2 separate regions of the Homo sapiens genome follow, and region 1 is linked to region 2. Evidence: read pairs that join two places in POLR2A ChIA-PET (ENCODE). Cell type or tissue: K562. All regions are shown on one strand. Each heading gives the region's core, and the rest is flanking DNA. Links, peaks and the distances in the headings are about the cores only. Region 1 holds the start of SLFN14 (schlafen family member 14). Region 2 overlaps AP2B1 (adaptor related protein complex 2 subunit beta 1).

What was found. Peaks named below come from ENCODE experiments on the same cell type or tissue, not always from the same donor. Only the 100,000 strongest peaks of a DNase experiment are listed, where the experiment ranks them.
Region 1: POLR2A ChIA-PET joins it to region 2 with 5 read pairs; 14 of 35 experiments call an interaction of 5 or more read pairs at or near these places.

The regions. Positions count from the first base shown.
Region 1 is chr17:35,555,608-35,566,893 of GRCh38, forward strand. SLFN14 (schlafen family member 14) reads right to left here and starts at 5,212. Exons shown (of 6, transcript NM_001129820.2): 1 at 5,160-5,212; 2 at 4,120-4,198; 3 at 1,396-2,499. The coding sequence starts at 2,455. It also overlaps the pseudogene RPL39P32. In K562, for the core only: no CTCF peak of the experiment used is centred there; a DNase peak (open chromatin) is centred at 5,324; H3K4me3 peaks cover 424 bases.
Region 2 is chr17:35,607,376-35,618,661 of GRCh38, forward strand. AP2B1 (adaptor related protein complex 2 subunit beta 1) reads left to right here. Exons shown (of 22, transcript NM_001030006.2): 5 at 767-1,012. Among named protein-coding and RNA genes, the nearest start is that of AP2B1, 26 kb to the left of the region's middle. In K562, for the core only: a CTCF peak has its summit at 5,757 (motif pointing right); no DNase peak of the experiment used is centred there.

The DNA of each region.
Region 1 (11,286 bases), core at 3,113-8,112, 51 kb before region 2:
AATCAAAAGTGGCAGGATCTTTAGGGGAGAGGAGAAGAGAAGTGAACTCAAACAAATTAAGAGAAAGAATGACCCAATAAAATTCTCCAATCACTCAAGTTTTGATGAAATCTGGAACATACTGGCCGTGAAGGCAAGCAGATAGGCGTAGTTCGGCCTATAGTCCTTTATGGATTGATTAGGAATCACCAAGGCTGATTCCAATCAAAACTGAAAGGTAAGTGAGAACACCAGGGGTCCTGCTCCCCCCAGCACCCCCTTGCCCTAGCATCTCCTTTTGCATCATTTTCCCCCACTTGGTGGTGCCCTAAGCCCAGTGGCTTAAGGTTATTAGCTCCTAATGTTACTGAAACAATTCAAATTTGTCAACAATGTTTTGCTTGAAAGAATTAGTGGAGTAGTGGAGTCATTTATTTTTATTTTTTTATTTTTATTTATTTATTTTTTTGAGACGGGGTCTCGCTCTGTTGCTTAGGCTGGAGTGCAGTGGAGTGATCTTGGCTGACTACAACCTCCACCTCCCAGGCTCAAGCAATCCTCCCACCTCAGCCTCCCATGTAGCTGGGACTACAGGCATACACCACCACGCCTGGCTAATTTTTATATTTGGGGGAGAGATAGGGCTTCGCTATTTTGGCCAGGCTGGTCTCAAACTCCTGGGCTTAGGCAATCTGCCCACCTTGGCCTCCCAAAGTGCTAGGACTGCGCCCAGCCTCAGAGTTATTCTTAAACAGTGTTTCTCTAGAATATCATCTCTAAAATGAGGCTATTCCAATTTTGACTGGGATGATCAGCCTGCACAATTTTTTCAACAGGTTTATAGACAATAAAAGGAGACCTTTCCTAACTCATTGCTGATGGCATACTGTAACTTTCCTTTAAAAGTTGCTTAGGCTGGCCAGGAGTGGTGGCTCACACCTGTAATCCCAGCAGTTTGGGAGGTGGAGGTGAGTTGATCACTTGAGGTTAGAAGTTCAAGACCAGCCTGGGCAACATGGCAAAACCCCATCTCTATTAAAAATACAAAAATTAGCCGACATGGTGGTGTGTGCCTGTAATCCCAGCTACTTGGGAGGCTGAAGCACGAGAATCACTTGCACCTGGGAGGTGGAGTTTGCAGTGAGCCGAGGTCACACCACTGCACTCCAGCCTGGGTGACAGAGTCTAAAGAAAAAAAAGTTGTTTAGGCCATAGAATCCAAACATTTCTTGACCTCAGTTTATATTCTGAGTCTTTGGAACTAAAAATGTTAGATAAGGAACACTGTAATGGGAGAACACTTATAAGAAAAATAAATTTCTATTTTTTAACTAACATATGTGATCAAATACCCACAAAAGGCAGAGAAAGGGGTTCCTCCCTGCTGATGGGGACAATGACTTCACTTCCCTTTACCTGACTGAGTATCCAGCATCATGACCACCCACTGCTCAGCTGTCAGCCGTGTGACAGAATTGTCTTTCATGATCCAGGAATCTGGGGCCTCTGCAAACACCACGCAACAGAAGGGCTCCACTTGAATCACACAGACATAACCATCCAGGACATCTTTTTGGTACACATTCAGGATTTTTGTAGTGAAATTTACCTTTGGCTTCTCACAGCAGAAGTGGAATGTAGGCAATTTTTCTATGCAGTTTTCGATTTCTTTTTTTAGTAAGTCAGGATTCACTTTTTCCCACTTACATCCAACCACTTCTTTGCTCTTATCATCCACCCCAATGAGGACATATCCCCCTTGAGTGTTGGCAAATGCAGAAACATAATGAGGCAGCATTTCCTTAATCCGAGGTATGACTTTTTTGGTGGTGAACCTTTTAAATTCAACATGTGTTGACTCAGTAAAGTTGAGTTTCTCCTTATACATGAGTTTGTCCTTTTTAAAAAATTCTGAGGCCAATATCCTCATATCTTCCTCTTCCTGAATGCATCTATTGAGAACCTGCTGAGGATGCAACTTCTTCACCCTTGGTCTTCCTCTTTGGGCTCTAAACCCCTTCTCTCTGAGAAGCTCCAGGGCACTGCTAGCACTCAAGTTGATAGCAGAAGTCACATCTCTCCGATACAAATTGGAGCGCAAGCTGCAAATCCTTAGTGGAAGGCTGAAAACATCTGGGCTCCATGACTTCACAAAAATCAGGAGATTGTGCCCCTGCTGCATGTAGTCAAGGTATTTCTGTGAACCTGAAGGAAGGAGCTTTTGAAAAGAAGTTTCCAAATCCTGTCCCAGCCCATGGCATTGGTAACTATAGGTTTTATCATCAATCTCTGCTTTGATCACACCACCTCCAGAATTTAACAGTGCACATATAGCCCGGATAATTCTAGAATTCTCAGATCTTTTCAAACAGCTGTTGGTCATCTTCTTCCTGTTTTCTTCTCCAAAAATCACTCTGCCCACATCTACTATTACCTCAGGATACGGCATTTCAGTATCAGTCTTGAGACTCTCCATTTCAGCAGCCCCTCTGTGCTCCAAACAATAAAAGAAAGGAGTTCCTATAATCAGGACAGAAATATTGTTTCTATATTAATAAGAATTCCAAAGATTACAATATTTTCTTCAAAACTATCAATTACTGGAGATATATTTTAATGTTGGAAGTCATCTCTCTCTATATGTATATTTGTTGTTGTTGTTTGTTTTGGGTTTTTTAGTTTTGTTTGTTTGTTTTTGAGATAGAATCTTGCTCTGTTATGCAGGTTGGAGTGCAGTGGCACAATAATAGTTCTCTGCAACCTCAACCTCCCAGTTCAAGTGATTCTCCAACTTCAGTCTCCCTAGTAGATGAGACTACAGACACGTGCCACCAAGCCTGGCTAATTTTTTTTTTCTTTTTTGTTCTTGCTATTTTTTTTTTTTAAGAGATGGAGTCTTGCTACGTTGCAATCCTCCTGCCTGGGCCTCCCTCCCAAAGTGCTGGGATTACAGATGTGAGCCACCGCACCCAACTGGAAATTATCTTTGATACTGCTGTTTTCTAATCACTTTGCCAAATATCCTTAGCCTTGCCAGAATAAGTAGGCATGGATAAAGGTGAATGCCTAATATTTGTCATAATGGAAAAATTAAATTGCTAACATTTTCAGCCATTTTGCATTTCAAATCAGGAAACGCCAACACTGAGCCCAGATATAAAGGGCATGGGTTGGCACAGGAGCCCAGGAAGGTATTGGAGAATATGCAGAAATAGAAGTTGAAGTGAGAAGATGCTCTTATTTATAATTCAAAAGGGGAAGAAAGGAAGGCACTAGAGAACTAAGGAAGTATAATTTTACAGTATATGTACTGTAGAAGATCTTGCTATAAACACAAACATAGGCTGGGTGTGGTAGCTCACATGTGTAATCTCAGCACTTTGGGAGGTGGATGTGAGAGGATTGCTTTCGATCAGGAGTTGAGACCAGCGTGGACAACATAGCAAGACCCCATCTCGACAAAAGATAAAAAAAAAAAAAATGTTAAACATTAGGCAGGTATGGTGGTGCGCACCTGCAGTCCCAGCTACCTAGGAGGCTGAGGTGGGAGGATCTCTTGAGCCCAGGAGTTTGAGGCTGCAGTGAACCATGATCGCACCACTGCACTCCAGCCTGGGCAGCAGAGTGGGAACCTGTCTAAAAAAATAAAAATAAAAGTAAATAAATAAAATTCTATATTTTTATGTATTATTTCATACACTTTGAAAAGCTTTATTTTACTCCTGAAAGAATGTCAGTTGATACCAAATGCAGAAACCTTTTCAACTCTTCACATGTTCTAAATCTCAAAAGTACATTGCCTCATATACAGTGTGATGTGACAGCAGCATTTTCCTTCCCTTCTAATAGTTCTGCCCTGTGCTGTGGAAACCCCTAAGACTTGGAAAAGAACATGAGCTTTTGGGGCATGGTAACTAAACCATTGTCACCCTTCTTTTGCTTCCTAGACCAGAAAACAGCCACCTAAACTGAAATTTGAGCTCTGAAACAAATATTTCAGAAAAGATCTGCTTACCTTTAGTCAATTGCAAAACAAAATATTTGCTAACTCAACCAAAATTCTTCCTCTAGGAGAAGAGAACCCATCTTTCTGTGTGATCTTTGCAAAGCAGGGGCCCTGTGGGCATTGTATATACTCACCAAGAGGAAGAAAGCAGGCATCCGGCAAGACATGTGCACTCCCCTGATATCAATTTGTTCTTGGTTGCCTTCTCACTTCCTTCAGGAAAACCAGAATCAACCTGGGGAATTCTTTTTAGAATGTGAGCCTCTTCTATAGGTACATGTAAATGTAGTATTTTATGGCTCCTTAGGGAAATTTCCCATAACATTCTATTTATATCATAGAATCACAGAAGTGTTGGAAAGGACTTTAAAGATCCTCCAGTCCAACAATCTATAGGATTCTAAAATCTCCTCTATAATATTGCCAACTCCCAACAAGTTGCAAACCTCCAGCAATGAGCAACTCACTACCTATCAAATAGTCCCTCTAGTCCCTTCTAATTTCTGACGTCTGTGTTAGAAATGGTCTCCTTACTTTAAGCTGCAATTTGTCTCCCCATAACTTCCACTGATGGGACCCACAAAACAAATCTAATTGATTTTGAATAGCAAACCCTATGGTCTCGTGACTCGTAAGTCTCATCAATGTTATTTGAATGCTGATAACAATTATGATAAATACAACATTTACTGAGATTCTAGCTCGAGATGAATATCCTTTCCACATTTCCCAGGACTTTTTTTTCTTTTTTTGAGACAGAGTTTTGCTCTGTGCCCAGGCTGGAGTGCAGTGGCACGATCTCTTGGCTCATGGCAACCTCCGTCCCCCAGGTTCAAGTGACTCTCCTGCCTCAGCCTCCAGAGTAGCTGGGACTGCAGGCAAGAGCCACCACTCTCGATACATTTTTGTATTTTTAGTAGAGATGGGGTTTCACCATGTTGGCCAGGCTGGTCTCGAACTGTTGACCTCAGGTGATCCACCTACCTGAGCCTCCCAAAGTGCTGGGATTATAGGGACGGGCCACCACGCCAGGCCTTCCCAGAATTTTTTATTCATTTTCCTTTACAAATTTTCCCTAAATACTATTTTACTAATCCCTCATGCCCTCAGATGTAGACTGCACCTAAAATTAGATAAATGAGATATTTTTAAGAATTTTTTTTTTTTTTTTTACCTATGCTCCTGTGTTTCCTCTTGCTGCTTCAGTTTCACATCTGGCTGTAGTCTGAATGTTTGCTTCTGTCACAGCCCCTTTTGCCCTTTGATATTAGCCTGGGAGGAGCAGACTTCCCACTTCTTCATAACACTGACATACTGAGGAAGGCCGATAAGGACTCATGAAGAGCCTGTGACAGGGCAGATTAGCAGGCCAGGGTCTGACCTCAGGGAGTGAATGAGGTCGTAATGAGAAAATGCAGGGGTGAATGGAAAAAGTTAAACTTAGCACTTCTAAGAGACTGAGCTTCATTTCCACATATCATACATGTACCTTCAGCGCTGGAAAATTGTGTGTGCAAAGCTCTGTTTTTATTTTAAATTAGGCTTCCTGTACATATTCATTGTGGGCAATATTAACCTATTTCATTACCTCCTAAATGGCTTGTTCTTTTCTATTTATTTTTATTCTTTTTCCTACTTTTCATCTTTGTTAAACACAAGACCCAGCCTAGAAAAATCCTCATAGATTAGGAGCTGGCAATCCCTGGGTAGGAGGATTAAAGGTAATTTTTTAATTAATTTATTTTTCTTCCCTTTATTATCTTTAACTGATCTGTATTTTTAATGGTTTACAATGAGTATAAATTGTTTTTCATAATTAAAAAACAAATGGTAAAAACCAACAGATGGGCTGGGTGTGGTGGCTCATGCCTATAATCCCAGCACTTTGGGAGGCCTAGGTGGGTGGATCATCTGAGGTCAGGAGTTCGAGACCAGCCTGACCAATATGGTGAAACCCTGTCTCTACTAAAAATACAAAAATTAGCCTGGTGTGGTGGTGTGTGCCTGTAATCCCAACTACTGGGGAGGCTGAGACAGGAGAATTGCTTGAACCTGGGAGGCAGAGGTTGCAGTAAGCCGAGATCATGCCATTCCATTCTAGCCTGGGCAACAGAGGGAGACTCCATCTCAAAAAAAAAAAAAAAAAAAAAAAAAAAAAAAGAAAGAAAGAAAGAAAGAAAGAAAAAGAAAACCCAACAGATGCTGGGGGCAGTGGCTCATGCCTGTAATCCCAGCATTTTGGGAGGCTGAGGCAGGCAGATCACCTGAGGTCAGGAGTTCAAGACCAGCCTGGCCAACATGGTGAAAACCCCGTCTCTACTAGAAATACAAAAATTAGCTGGGCATGGTGGTGGACACCTGTCATCCCAGCTCCTGGGGAGGCTGGGACAGGAGAATTGCTTGAACCTGGGAGGCAAAGGTTGCAGTGAGCCGAGATCATGCCACTGCATTCCAGCCTGGGTGACAAAGTGAGACTCCATCTCAAAAAAAAAAAAAAAAACAGATACCGGGCGCAGTGGCTCATGCCTGTAATCCCAGCATTTTGGGAGGCCGAGGCCGGTGGATCACGGGGTCAGGAGTTCAAGACTAGCCTGGCCAACATGGTGAAACCCCGTCTCTACTAAAAATACAAAAATTAGCCAGGCATGATGGCAGACACCTGTAATACCAGCTACTCAGGTGGCTGAGGTAGGAGAATCACTTGAATCTGGGAGGTGGAGGTTGCAGTGAGCCGAGATTGCGCCACTGCACTCCAGCCTCCAGCCTGGGAGACAAAGCGAGACTCCATCTCAAAAAAAGAAAAAACAACCAACAGATGGGAGGCAGTGAGTTATCTTATTTGAGGATGGTGGCTAAACTGGGTCAAGCTTTGATACACACAAAAGGGGAGGAGGCAATGTGATCACAGAAGCAGAGATGGAGTGATGCAGCTATAAGCAAAGGAATGCCAGCAGCTACCAGAAGCTGGAAGAGTCTCCCCTGGAGCTTCTGGAGACAGCAGGTCCATGGCAACACTTTTTTTTTTTTTTTTTTTGACAGAGTCTTGCTCTGTTGCTTAGGCTGGAGTGCAGTGGTGCGATCTCGGCTTACTGCAACCTCTGCCTCCCAGGTTCAAGCAATTCTCCCACCTCAGCCTCCAGCATAGCTAGGATTACAGGTGCGCACCACCATGCCTGGCTAATTTACATATTTTTAATAGAGGTGGGGTTTCGCCATGTTGGCCAGGATGGTCTCGAACCCCTGACCTCATGTGATCTGCCTGCCTCAGTCTCCCAAAGTGCTGGGATTACAGGCGTGAGCCACCGTGCCCAGCCCATGCCAACACTTTGACTTCAACTCAGTGAAACTGATGTTGAACTTCTAGCTGTAAAAAAAATAAAAAATTTAAAAAAAAAACGCAAAAACAAAAATAACCAAATGAATGGAGCTGGAGGCCATTATCCTTAGCAAACTAATACAGGAACAGAAAACTAAATACTGCATGTTCTCACTTATAAGTGGAAGCTCAATGATGAGAACACATGGACACAAAGAGGGGAACAACAGACACTGGGACCCACCTGAGGTGGGAGGAGGGAGAGGAGCAGAAGAAATAACTATTGTGTAGCAGGCTTAATACCTGGGTAATGAAATGATCTATACAACAAACCCCCGTGACATGAGTTTACCCATATAATAAACCTGCACATGTACTTCTGAACCTAAAATAAGTTTTCATAAAAGAATATGTTTCTGGGCCGGGTGCAGTGACTCACGCCTGTAATCCCAGCAGTTTGGGAGGCCGAGGGGGGCGGATCACGAGGTCAGGAGATCGAGACCATGCTGGCTAACGCAGTGAAACCCTGTCTCTACTAAAAATACAAAAAATTAGCCAGGCGTAGTGGCGGGCGCCTGTAGTCCCAGCTACTCGGGAGTCTGAGGCAGGAGAATGGCGTAAACCCGGGAGGCAGAGCTTGCAGTGAGCCGAGCCGAGATTGCACTACTGCACTCCAGCCTGGGTGACAGAGTGAGACTCCATCTCAAAAAAAAAAAAAAAAAAGTTTCTGTTGTTTTAAGCCACCAAATTTGTGGTGATTTGTTGCAGCAGCCACAGAATACTAATACACCTCTCTCCCTCTAAATCAAACCAGCAAAGTACTCTGTATCTCTACTTCAATTCGTTTATGATGAAACGACATTCTTAAATAAGTCTCTGGACATCCCTATTTTTGTCGTTGTTGTTAGCTGACGCCACTGCCCAACGAAGTTCTGCTCTGCTGGCATCACTCTTTGTACATGTTTGGCTTAAAAGGAGTTTCCAGGAAAGGAGGCAGAATGGGTACTATGATATATAATTCACACAGCAACATAATAAGCTCCAAAGGCCTGCTCTCAGCTTTAACTCATTTTTCATTCGTGTCACTTCTGAATCCAGTCTCACTTTTAGTTCTCCTGTCTACCTTAATTCTCGGCCTCACTTTCATATTGAAATCCCTCTGATATTACTTATGTTTCAAAGGCTAAAAATGACCACCATTTACTAAAAATGTGCTTACCAGATGCAAGGGACCATGCTGGGAGCACTACACATCACACAAAAACTGAGACTATACGGCCAGAGAGTGGAAGAGTGACGATCCCAAACTAGGTCTGTCTAATTCAAAGACTTGTACTCTTTCACTCTTTCAAGTTTGGGATTCTGGATTGCTTGAAAGCCCTCAAAATCAGAAGTCTAAGTACCTCCCCATTTTCTTCCCAATCAAGAGGAATAACATCATTTGGTCAGGAGAACTAGAAACTAGATTGCTGTTTTCTTCTTCTTCTTCTACAGGGTAGTACTGGGAATCAAATCAAGAGAAGCGGGGAATAACGTGGAAAATGAGCAATGAGAACTTCTTTTCCTTCTTCAAAGCGTTTTAGTCAAGTCCCTTGGATATGAATAGTTAGGTTGTCAGGCCAGGGAGGACTTCACATCTTGGCTTTGATAGCTCCCAAGCAAATGTTCCTGATACAAAACAACTTGAAATCAGTAACTTAGATTATGCTTTTTCCTGTCTCAGGAAAATTCATCTGGCCATGCTATTGATGATTGCTAAGAACAAGAACCCCGAATTTATTTTAGATGTGTTTATTCACTAAGCATTTCTGTTTATCCACAGTTGTACTTATGTTCACCAGACGCAAGCCTGCATGTTCACCAGACATAAACTGTCAAATAGCAACTAAAGGGGAAAAGTTGGTCTCTTTACCCCCAGATGCCTCCATCTCACCCCCAATTCTTTCATAGAGATGATCCAAAGAGTGTAAATAGAATAGTGACCAAGGGCTCCATTATGCCACTACCTGACTCCGTGTAAGTTTCCTCACTTTCATTCATTCTTTCATTCGATCAGCTATTTTGGGGATCCTAAGGTGTTCAGATCTCAGCTCTGCCACATTCTAGCTATGAAAACTTTGTTAAACTAACCTAAGCCTCCAATTTCTTCTGTGTAAACTGGAGATAATAACAGAGCCTCCTCCACAGAGTATTTGCCAGAATGAAGTGAAATGATACACATAAAGAGTAAATGTGTGTTAACATGTGCTCTTTGCCGCATATGGTGCCCGGCATGTAATGCCATTTTCATTCAATAATCAATTGTCGGCTAAGCGCAGTGGCTCACGCCTGTAATCCCACCACTTTGGGAGGCCAAGGCAGGCGGATCACTTGAGGTCAGGAGTTCAAGACCAGCCTAACCAACATGGCGAAACCTCATCTCTATTAAAAATACAAACATTAGCTGGGCATGGTGGCATGCGCCTGTAATCCCAGCTACTTGGGAGGCTGAGGCATGAGAATCACTTGAACCCAGGAGGCAGAGGTTGCAGTGAGCCGAGATCGCACCACTGCATTCTAGCCTGGGTGACAGAGCGAGACTCTGTCTCAAATAATAATAATGATAATCAATTGTTGAGCGCTTACAATGTTTTAAACATGGTGCTACAATCTGGGGCTACCCATCAAAATAAAAGCTCTTATTTAGTAACTGCCTTCCTTGAGCCAAATATGCAACTTTCCTTCTCAAATATAATCCTCAGAATAACTTGCAAGAAGTGTTATTTTCACATTACATAAATGAAAAAAACTGAGTTCATTGAGGTAAAGCACAAAGTTACACATCTAGCAAGTGGCAGAGCTGAGAGCTGAACACTGACCTATCTGAATCCAAAGCCCAGTTACTCTCATCCTGCCAGAAAGCCTTACTATTAGCTGGAAGAATAAGACACACGTCCCTGCTGGGCTCGGTGGCTCACGACTGTAATCCCAGCACTTTCGGAGGCCAAGGTGGGTGGGTGGATCACTTGAGGTCAAGAGTTCGAGACCAGCCTGGCCAACATGGCGAAACCCCATCTCTACTAAAAATAAAAGAATCAGCCGGGTGTGGTAGTGCATGCCTGTAATCCCACCTATTTGGGAGGCTGAGCCAGGAGAATTGCTTGAGCCCAGGAGGCAGGGGTTGCAGTGAGCTGAGATCATTCACAATCTAAAGAGGGAAAACATGTACTAAACAACTCATAACAATACAACATACACAATAACATCAACTGAGCACTCTATGTATTAGGCATTGTTGTCATTGATCTTGTAACAGTTCTATTAGGTAGATGCTATTATTAGCCTCCTTTTTACAAATAGTGATACTGAAGAACAAAGAATTCAAGTTACTTGCCAAAATAGTCCACATACATGACCACTACGCTCTAGTACCACTCTAAAGAGTTTGCAATGTATGAGCAGTGTTCTCTAGGTGTTCTGAGGAGTGACAATAACTATGAGTGAGCATCAGAAAAGATTTCCTAGATGAGATGATTTGTGAGCTGGAACCTGTAAGTAAGAAAGCAACAGGTTTCCCCCTCTCTTCCTTTCTCCGCCATCGTGGTATGTGCTTGACTCTGCTTCTTGCCATGTCTTCTCACAAGACGTTTAGGATTAAGCAATTCCTGGCCAAGAAACAAAAGCAAAATCGTCCCATTCCCCAGTGGATTCAGATAAAAATTGGTAATAAAATCAGGTACAACTCCAAAAGGAGACATTGGAGAAGAACCAAGCTGGGTCTATAAGGAATTGCACATGAGATGGCACACGTATTTATGATGTCTGAAGGTCACAATCACATTATCATATCAACCTGAAAATGTCACCACTATCTGGAGAGTTGGACATGTTTTATTGGGGACATATTTTTTCTCTCTGAATCTGTTATGAACGCTTTGGTTGGCTGAGTTCAGTAATAAATATGTGAGACCTTTCATTTCAAAAAAAAAAAAGAAAGCAAGCAAGC
Region 2 (11,286 bases), core at 2,830-7,829:
AGAGTCAGAACGTAACAGTTTGTTCTCCATGACTGGTGGTTCATAGAGGGAATATATCATTGGGAAGAATTTAGTTTACATTTTTTGGAAGTTAGAGTTGTGCATAGATTTACATGGGCTTAAAGACATTTTTTTAGTGTAAGGCAGTTTAAAAGAGTGTTCTTTCTCCATATTCTATTTACTATATTTGGAAGCACTTGCTAGTAAAAGAGAATGTATGTTAGCCAAGAGCTCAGAGGGCCTTCTCTGCTGCTTAACTCCAGGTACTTATTTCAAGCCCAGACCAGCTCCTGTGCTCCCCTTTGTTTTCTTGGCTGCAGGCCACAGAAATCTAGCTCTCTTTTCTATTTGATGTTTAGGAACTCACTGTGGAGTAGGGCACGGTCTTTACAGCTCCTCTTTTTTTTTTTTTTTTTTTTCCTGTGCCGGAATACAAGCCCAAAAGCTTTTCCTGTTTTTAGGGTAGATCCTAATGGCTGTGGGATGGTACGAACTCCCTAAACCTCTGCCTGGCACTAGAGTGAATCCTGCTGAGCTGTTTCTCATTTTGTATTTAAAACAGTTAAATGACTTCTTCACCTAAACTCTTAAATAGGGCAGCTAAGATTTGTACTTAGGAAAGGAATAGCATGGAAGATTGGAGCTCATGTAGAATGTATCTGGAAGCTTAAATTAATGAGGTAATTCTTTTGCAGCTTACATAAACTGGACTGTTTACTTTTAGCCACCATGTATACCTACAGTTGTTGGTGATTGTTTTCTGCAGGACTGTGAAGATCCTAATCCTTTGATTCGAGCCTTGGCAGTCAGAACCATGGGGTGCATCCGGGTAGACAAAATTACAGAATATCTCTGTGAGCCGCTCCGCAAGTGCTTGAAGGATGAGGATCCCTATGTTCGGAAAACAGCAGCAGTCTGCGTGGCAAAACTCCATGATATCAATGCCCAAATGGTGGAAGATCAGGGATTTCTGGATTCTCTACGGGATCTCATAGCAGATTCAAATCCAATGGTAATAAGCTTCTGCTTTTACAAAGAGAGCAGTATTTAAAATGAGTCCCTTGTTAAAGCGTGTTTAATATGAACCTTGTCTTTGGAATACTGGGTTATGGGGTAGCTATGGGAAACATGACTTTGTGTGTCTCACAGATTGTATATTTCATATCCTAGGTGTTTTTGAGGTGAGAACCAAGTACTAAAATGCAGGGATCTTAAAGCAAATCTTTGTATTGTACTTATGCTCATATTTGCCCATATTGCCCATGATGAAAACTTTCATCATTTTCTTCAGGAGGTTTGGCCGTAAATTTATATATATTTAAGATTATTTTCTTCAGATCAATATTTGTGGTATTTTCTGGTGGTGTGGGACTAGAAACTGAATGAAAATGATCTTTATTACCTAATTATTATCATGCATTTCTCTATAGGGGAATTTCTAGGGCAAGATTATTTTTAGCCAACTTGGTTATGTTGTAAATGTTTAGCAGCCAGAACATAGCTTAACACCTTAAAGTTTTGGGACCTTTTCCTTATTGACATTTTAAACTTTGCTTATATAATGAAGAAGGTCAAGTCCCAAGTGATATGTTTGACTCCAGTAATAACTAAAGCTCATTTGAATTGGGTACTAATTGAATATATTGGATGGGTCATTAAATATTGTTGCCAGGAAGATGGAGGAAAATAGCCACTTTCTTTAAAGTGCTACCTTTTTGGTCTAATGCAATGTTTACTGAAAGGTGCATAACACTAAGAGTTAATCAGTGGATAACCTTTGAATATTCCCTTTTAAAAATTATTTATCTATCTATTTATTTATTTTTTACAGATAGGATCTTGCTCTGTGGCCAAGCTGGAGTGCAGTGGTGCAGTCATAGCTCACTGTAACTTTGAACTCCTGGGTTCAAGCACTCCTACCTCAGCCTCCTGAGCATCTAGGACTGCAGGCACATGCCACCACATCCCGCTAATTTTTTTTTTTTTTTTGAGACAGAGTCTTGCCTTGTCGCCCAGGCTGGAGTGCAGTGGCGTGATCTCAGCTCACTGCAAGCTCCGCCTTCCAGGTTCATGCCATTGTCCTGCCTCAGCCTTTTGAGTAGCTGGGACTACAGGCGCCTGCCACCACGCCTGGCTAATTTTTTGTATTTTTTAGTAGAGACGGGGCTTCACCGTGTTAGCCAGGATGGTCTTGATCTCCTGACCTCGTGATCCACCTGACATGGCCTCCCAAAGTGTTGGGATTACATGTGTGAGCCACCGCACCCAGCCTTATTTTTTATGGAGATGGGGTCTTGCTATGTTGCCCAGGTTGGTCATGAATTCCTGGCCTCAAGCAATCCTCCCACCTTGGCCTTCCTCAGTGAATTACTGTGCTTGGCCTGAATATTTTCTTAGTGAACTTTAAATGGAGAATTAGAATTTGGCTGGACATAGATGCTGTCTCTCATTTGTAAATTACCTGTTCACTTCTCTGCTTTGACATTTTGTTTGGTTCATTTTATTTTACAGGTAGCCTTGGCTTCTGTTTATTATCCTTCAAGATTAGTATTAAATCCACAGGATGAAGCAAGTCATAATTTTTTAAGGTTTTTATGGTAGTAACTACCATTAGAAATCTTTCAACCTAGGCATAAGGGTGGGCGTCGGTGTGGGTGTGGAAGTGCAGATGCTTTAACCATGACTTCTGACAGAGCATCACCACCAGTACTAGAAGATTCAACCCTGCCTTTTATTTCCCCTAAGTAACACCATATGGTACCTTTTATTTATTTTTTATTTTTTTTTGAGATGGAGTGTCACTCTGTCGCCCAGTCTGGAGTGCAGTGGCATGATCTCGGCTCACTGGAACCTCTACCTTCTGGGTTCAAGCGATTCTCCTCCTGCCTCAGCCTCCTTAGTAACTGGGATTACAGGTGCCCACTACCATGCCCGGCTAATTTTTGTATTTTTAGTAGAGACGACGTTGCACCATGTTGGCCAGGCTGGTCTCAAACTCTTGACTCAGGTGATGCACCTGCCTTGACCTCCCAAAGTGCTGGGATTACAGGCATGAGCCATCACACCCAGCCCCCTTTTTAAAAATTACATAAAGAAATTAGTTGGCTAGGCATGTTGGCTCATATGCCTATAATCCTAGCACTTTGGGAGGCTGAGGCAGAAGGATCACTTGAAGCCAAGAGTTTGAGACCAGCCTGGGCAACAAACTGAGACCCTGTCTCTACAAAAATTTTTTTAAAAAATTCGGTGGGGCCGGGTGCAGTGGCTCATGCCTGTAATCCCAGCACTTTGGGAGGCCGAGGTGGGTGGATCACGAAGTCAGGAAATCAGGACCATCCTGGCTAACGCGGTGAATCCCCGTCTCTACTAAAAATACAAAAAATTAGCCGGGCGTGGTGGCAGGCGCCTATCGTCCCAGCTACTCAGGAGGCCGAGGCAGGAGAATGGTGTGAACCCAGGAGGCGGAGCTTGCAGTGAGCCGAGGTCGTGCCACTGCATTCCAGCCTGGGTGACGGAGCGAGACTCTTGTCTCAAAAAAAAAAAAAAAAATTTTGTTGGACGTGGTGGTGCATGCCTGTAATTCCAGGTACTTGGGAGGCCGAGGTGGGAGAATCCCTTGAGCCCAGGAGTTTAAGGCTGTAGTGAGCTATGATTGCACCACTGCATTATAGCCTGAGTGACAAAGACAGACCCTTCCTCAAAAATATAGAAAAATAAATATTGTCTAAAGTTAGTAGTATCTACTTTACAGAATGTTTAGCTGGCACCAACTTGTGTTTTTGGCATTGCTTTTGATTCACTGTTATTCTGAGCAACTATCTATAATTCTCTACCTGAGGACAGATGAGATGAAAAGTGTTTGTGCTGCAACCGTCAACCAGGTGGGCAGAATATCATGTACCCCGTGGAAACTTATTAAATATTCAGTGGTGCTAAGAATATGGAATGGCTCAAAGGGAAAATGAGTTCTAACTTACAGGCGACTCCAGTTTGAGGCAGCATCTCTATGCTAATGTAAATTCTTTAATGCAGAACCTATACAGTTAGATGGTCAGGGATAAGGCCTAAGGGATGTTTAGCAGTAAAGTCGTGTGTGTGTGTGTGTGCGCGCGCGCACGTGCGCACACACACTCAAGTAGCACATTTAGAGATCTTTATCCAGATAAACCGAGAAGAATAAAATGATTCTGGAACAAGCTTAGTTTGTCCGATTTATTCAAAGTTTACATTGCAAAGGAGAGAGCTAGTTTTCATCTAGTCCATAAAATCAGGTGGCATACGTATGCTATTTATGTATTTGTGTTTTTTATTGTGGGAATCTTCAAACATTCAAAATTAGGACAAATAAATGAATACAATAAATAAAATGAATTCATTTATCATCACTAGATTCACTAGTCATCAATACATGCCAATCTTGTTTTACTTATTTTCTTTCCCCATCCCCTAGCTATATAAAATTTAAGCAGGCAGCACATGAATAGGTCTCTATTTGAATTTAGTATATCATAATATTATAGTAAACTGTATAGTGTTCTTAATTTTTAACCTGTTTTTACTACAACAAATCAAAACGTGACTTGGGGAGATTTTCATAAATATTTTTGAGGAGACTTTTAGAGAAAATTTAAAGCTACTTGGTAGATTTTTGAGAAACAGTTTCAGGAATACCTCATATTTTGTTGTCTCTTTATTTATAGATTTTCCTAGAGCAGGGTGTCAGCATTAGATAGCAAATTATTGGACCAACTGCTCTCTGAATAGAAGATCTTTGCTGTTTTGTCAGAACTCAGTAGCAGAACTTTTCTGATATTGTTTGACTTAGCCTAAAGAGGTGCCTGGAGTGTAAAATTTAAGAAGACACTCATTCTCAGGTGCGAACTCTGTACCTCACAAGCCTGAGAACAGAGTGCCTCCTTAGTTTTGTGCCTGGAGTGCCTCACTTGCCTTACTCTTGTCCTGGCCTTGTTACACATACTCATATTAAAATCATTTTTTGAGCTCTTCATTCTTGTTTTAGTGAAGAACTGAAAAGCTTGGGCTTAAGAGGTAGCCAACACACATAGATACATACCTACTTTTTATTTTGAATTTATACTTTTCATCTCAACTGTATTCCCTACTTATTACCTTAGAGTATTACAACTGTCATTAGAACACTTAAATTTAAGTGCCTTCTATGCCATGCACAGTGGTAGATGCTTTTACTTACAATGTTTCACTTAGTTCTCACATTTCTCCTTAAAGCAGAGGTTATTCCATGTTACAGGTCAAGAAATGTTTACTCAGACTGAAGAACTCTTCCTAAAATCATGCAGCTAGTAGTAATGTAGCTAGGATCCCAACCTAGTTCTGAGTCCCAGACTCCATTGCTGGTTACTACCTTCATGGATGAATGTATACCAGAGAATTTAGGCCAGGTGTGGTGGCTCACGCCTGTCATCCCAGCAGTTTGGGAGGCTGAGGAGGGTGGATCACCTGAGGTCATTTAAATGTGTATGTGCGCACACACACACACACACACACACACACAGAACTGCTTCATTTTCTCAAAGTGTTTACGTTTGAATACATAAAGACTGAGTTATCTGAACACTGCTTCATTATAGAAATCTCAAAAAAGAAAAAAAAAATGAAAGATACAAAAAAAAAAGAAATATCAATCCTCTTATTCCAGTGATGGATATGAGTCCTTATTTTACTGCTCTTGAGGAGTGATTTTGTTCCACTTTTTCAGAGGCTACTCCACATGGTGGCAGCACTGCACCAGCACATATTAGATTCTCTTAGAAAAGAAAAGAATGAATGCTTCCAGGGGTTGTGCCTTAGTAGTTTTCTTGTAGCTCACTTCAGAAGGGCATCCTAGATTTGAAAGCACTAGAATATCTGCAGAAATGACTTTGAAATCTTCTAATATGAGAGATAAATGTTGGTCGAGGGCTGAAAATTCTTGGTGTTATATTGACCTCAAGTCTGGTTCCTAGTGACACTGTGCCTTGCTGCAGGTAACAAAGCTTTACCATAGTTTTGTTTCCTGTGTTTTGCAGAGAATCACATACATCTTACTTTCCTGCAGTTGTTTTACAATTTATAGTTTAGTTGAAGCTAACTTTTGATGAAATACTAGTTAAGAGAGAAAAGATGAATTTAGAAGTAAAAAAATCTCACTCTATTAAGTCCTAGCTTTATGTTCATGTTGTTTAACTTACCCAAGTCTGTTTCCTTTCCTGGAAGATGAAGGCTACTATCTTAGAGAGTTGTTTGGATTATTAATTGAGCTTTTGCATGAAAAGTGCCCTGTAAAGTGCTTGGCTTATGGGAGCTCATAAGTGGTGGCTGCTACTGTAATTATGAAGTAGGTATTAGGCAGAGGTTAACATTATTGCTACAATATTAATTTAAAAGGTTCTGATTCCTTTAATATTTGTATGGACTATCTGTTCCAAGGGAATTAAACTTGTCGTCAGATGTGGACTTTATTAGTTCATTATTTTGAAGGTAAACCTCCATCCAGAATAAGGAAACATTTTAGAGCTATAGGGAAATAGCTTTTGTGGTTTTTTTTACAAATGTCACAAGTATATATTTGCAAGAAAATGTGTATCTTTTTGGTATATGACTTGTTTTATTGAGATATGCACTTTTGAATGAATGATAGTATTCTCTAGCTTCGTTACTATGGTTTTCTTTTTTGCTCTCAGAGGCATTTAGGGGTATTCAAACCTCAGTTAACTTACGTATATTAGAATTTGCAACTCCAGAGATGCTCTTGACAGCCCCACCATATGTGCTTTGCTTTTTGTTTTTATTTATTTTAAAAATTTACTTTTTATTTTTTGAGAGACCTGGTCTTGCTCTGTCACCCAGGCTGGTGTGCAATGGCTTGATCATAGCTCAGTGCAGCCTCAAACTCCTGGGCTCAAACAGTCTTCCCGAGCAACTGGAACTACAGGCATATGCTACCATGCCCAGCTAATTTATTTTATTTTATTTTTTGTAGAGATGGATCTTGTTTTGTTGCCCAGGTTGGTCTCAATCTCCTAGCTTAAAGCAGGCCTCCAGCCTCAGCCTCTCAAAGTACTGAGATTATAGGCGTGAGCCACCATGCCTGGCCTGCTTTTTGTCTTCTTGGGTTCAGTCCTCGTAAGTCCCTTTGGTTTACTGCGTAGCCCCTTTGATCTTCATCTTCCAGACTGTCTATCACTCTCACAGCTGCCCATGAGAATACCTGTGCTTCATTGTTCTGTCCTCTCTGCAAAATTGCAAACTGTTGAATTAGTAAAAAAAAAAAAAAAAAAAAAAAAATTTCTCATTTGTTAAGTGTTCTTCTGCATAAGCAGCATGCTCTCAGAATAGCCTCAATTCAGGCCAAATATAATCTTTACCAAAAGTTGTAGTTAAACTTCCAGCTTCTTTTAATTTGAACTTTTGCTTGAAAACCATTTTATGAAAAATAACATTTTTCTTCTCAGAAAGCAGTATGTATTTTGACTATGTGCTAGCCAGCACGTAGACACAGCATGGGATTATGATGGTGGTTCTCAACCAGGAGTGATTCTACTCTCCAGAGGACATTTGGCAATGTCTAGTAACATTTTTTTGGTTGTCAAACCTGATGGGAGGAGTGCTACTGGCATATATCGGGTAGAGTCCAGGGATGTTTTCAACATCCTTCAGTGTACAGGACAGTCCCCCGACAACAAAGAATTATCCAGCAGTAAATGTTAATAATGCCAAGGTTGTGAAACCCTGGATTATGGAAATAGCACTGAGGCTTCAGAGCCAGAGTGGCTGCTGTTTGAGTCCTGGCTTGGCTGCTTACTAGAAATGTGGCTTTGAACAAGTTATTTAAAATGAACTTCAGTTGTCTTATATGTAAAACTGAGGTAATAATGCCGATTTTAGTGAATTATTTTGAAGATGAAAGAATAATGTATTTAAAATTTTAAACTTTGCCTGATATATGGTAAATGCTTAATAAACTGCAGCTATTCTTGAGGAAGTGGCCTAACATTATGCACCTTCCGGTTGTTATAATCTTCATTTAGGCATTAGGAAGTTTACTTGTGTGGTGATTTGTTGTCAACCTAAGATGATAAAATATTGAAAAAATGCCATCTGTCTAGATCTCTTTCTAAGAATTTTTGTCAGAATATATTTGGTATTCATGTAGGCTATGTTAAACTGCCTATTAAAGGTAGGCCCAGAATGCATAGAAAAACTTAATGACTTAACTTTATTTAGTACGTTAATTATAGGATTGTTGTTATCCTTAAATATATATTAGTAAGTAACAATTACAAAATTAAAATATTATACATAAATGAAATTTAAAATGTGTAATACTTTTCATATCAAATGTCCATGAAGGAGTTAGAGCTGGCAGAATTTTAGGCACATATGATAATGTCAGTATGTGGTGAGCACTTGATAAGAGTAACATTGAAGGTAATACATTCAGTCTGTATCTGAGTTCCTCAAATTGTGTTTCATATTATAAAAGGAGCTGCTGTTAATTTTTGCAGGATTGAAGTTTGGGTAAGTGGAATCATTGGGGGCTGCTTTGATATGAGGCCAACTTCCCAGCTCTTGAATTTCCCACCAGTTGGTCTGAGTGTATTTCTGTCTCTACTTATAGAGAAAGCAAACACTTTTTGTTTTCCTTTTATAATGTGCTTTGTGGAAATCATTTTCTGTGTATTTTCACTTTTAAAAAATCATTACGTCGTTTTATATTATTATGAACTTAGGTTTTAAAAAATATCTCTTTTTTTTTTTTTTTTTTTTTTTTTTTTTTTTTTTTTTTGGAGACGGAGTCTCGCTCAGTCGCCCAGGCTGGAGTGCAGTGGCGCGATCTCGGCTCACTGCAAGCTCCGCCTCCCGGGTTCATGCCATTCTCATGCCTCACACTTCTGAGTAGCTGGGACTACAGGCGCCCACCACTACGCCTGGCTAATTTTTTTTGTATTTTTAGTAGAGACGGGGGGTTTCACCGTGTTAGTCAGGATGGTCTCAATCTCCTGACCTCGTGATCCGCCCGCCTCGGCCTCCCAAAGTGCTGGGATTACAGGCATGAGCCACCGCGCCCTGCCAAAATACCTCATTTTTTAGAGGAACAATTTTAAATTTACAGAAAAGTTACAAAGACAGTACAGAAAGTTTTCATATACGCTTCAGTCAGTTTCACCTAATGTTAACATCTTACGTAACCGTGGTACATTTGCCAAAACTAGGAAATTAGCATTGGGATGTTACTATTAACCAAAGTAGAATTTCACCAGTTTCAACACTAATGTCCTTTCGCTATTCCAGGATTCAGTCCGGAATACCAAATTGTGTTTAGTCACTTCCTTTTATAATGCATCAGTCTACTCTGTTTGAAGGTAGCTCGAAAACAGAAAAGTGCTTTACAACCATGAAATGGCATTTTTCATCCAGTCACCATAGCATAGTGGTTGAAACTCAGGCTCTAGAACCAAATAGATTTGGGTTTGTATCCTGGTTCTGCTATTTCTTAGACGAGTGGTGTCTCTAAATTTTAGCATCCTCATCTACAAAGTGGAGATTACAAATAGTGCTTCTATCGTAGGATTGTTGTGAATATTAAAGGACAGAGGGCTTGCAAAGCACTTAATACTGGTCCTCATATGGAGTAAGCCCCTAATAATAACAAACACATATCCTTTTTTTTTTCTTAAGAGACAAAGTCTTGCTCTGTCGCGTAGGCTGGAGTGCAGTGGCACAATCTCGGCTTACTGCAACCTCCATCTCCTGGGCTCAAATAATTCTCCCACTTCAGCCTTCTGAGTAGCTGAGAGTACAGGCACATGCCATCATGCCTGGCTAAGTTTTGTATTTTTAGTAGAGACAGGGTTTCACCATGTTGGCCATGCTGGTCTTGAATTCCTGACCTCAAGTGATCCGCCTGCCTCAGCCTCCCAAAGTGCTGGGATTACAGGCGTGAGTGAGCCACCATGCCCAGCAGAAACATATATTCTATATTGTACAGTGATTGTAGTGCCGGATATTAATAATTTTAGAAGGGTTAGTATTTCAGTGGCAAAATTTACTTTTTAATTTTATAAGATTAAAATTTTAAGGTTAAGATTAAAACTTTTAGGATGAAGAATTTTAAAGATTAAATTTTTTAAAGCTCTGAGGGCAACTTACCCACAAATGAAGCTAAATCTAAGAGTACTACTTACTACTTTTACAAGGTAATTATTCAAGGGTGTACGTTTAAAGTAGTTCTCAACAGCAACTTCCTGAAAGCTGGATCTGTTGTGTGTTGTTTTGGTGGTTTGCCAGTATATCAAGGCTCATTTGTCACTTTAAGATGACCTCAAGGCTGTAATTTGGCTGGGGAATACTTTACTCTTAGAAATGGGGAGATCATAAGTGGTGTGATAATAAGTGTTTTATTTTGTTCAAGTTGCAGCTTGCTTTAATGAATTTTAGGGGCCATGGTCCAAATAACTGTGATGGTTATAGGCATGCCTTTTATTTGTTTATCGATATTTATTTGTAGTGTTTTGGCTTTGAGAGTACTTGAATTTTGTTAAATCATATCTTAAACCACTTAAGTAATGAATTTTATTTTTTGTAAACCTTGTTACTATGTAATCAGACTTTCTTTTCATAATGAGATGTGTTGGCTCACTAGGTAGTTTTACCTCTCATTCTAAGGAAGAAGATGGGGAAAAAATGGAATATTCTAGATTGTAATGTAGCAGGCATATTAACAGTTGGCATTCTAGACAGTGTTTTGGATTAAAGTATAAGCCCTAAGTTTTACTTGTTTGACTGGTACTGCAGTCATTGTCTCCTTAAGGAGATAATAATGACTGAAACTCTCAGAACAAATATGTTGTCCTATGCCTCACATGTCATTTGAGGTCATTCTGTAAAGGAGATAGCAATATTCTAACACTGCTAATTTAGAAGAGAACAAAAATATGTAAACCACCTGTGTATTTCCTCATAATAGTTTTGGTCAGTTACTCTACTTCTTTCACTTTATTCAAGTCTTCAGGGATACCAGCCAAAATAATTGTAAATTGAGCAGAAAAACTGAAGCATAAATCTGTTCATAGTGTGTGACCTTGAAGGTCATTGCTGGAAATCAAAGTCCTGTAAATAGTAATTTACTTAACAGGAAGAAGTCACTGAACTGGAAAGTGGTAAGTTTCTAAGGTTCCAAGGCCACGAAAATGAGTGAAATTAGAGTGCAAGGTGAAAATCATTTTAAGGGACAGGGAAATGGGTGAGAGATTCCTCATAAGTGAG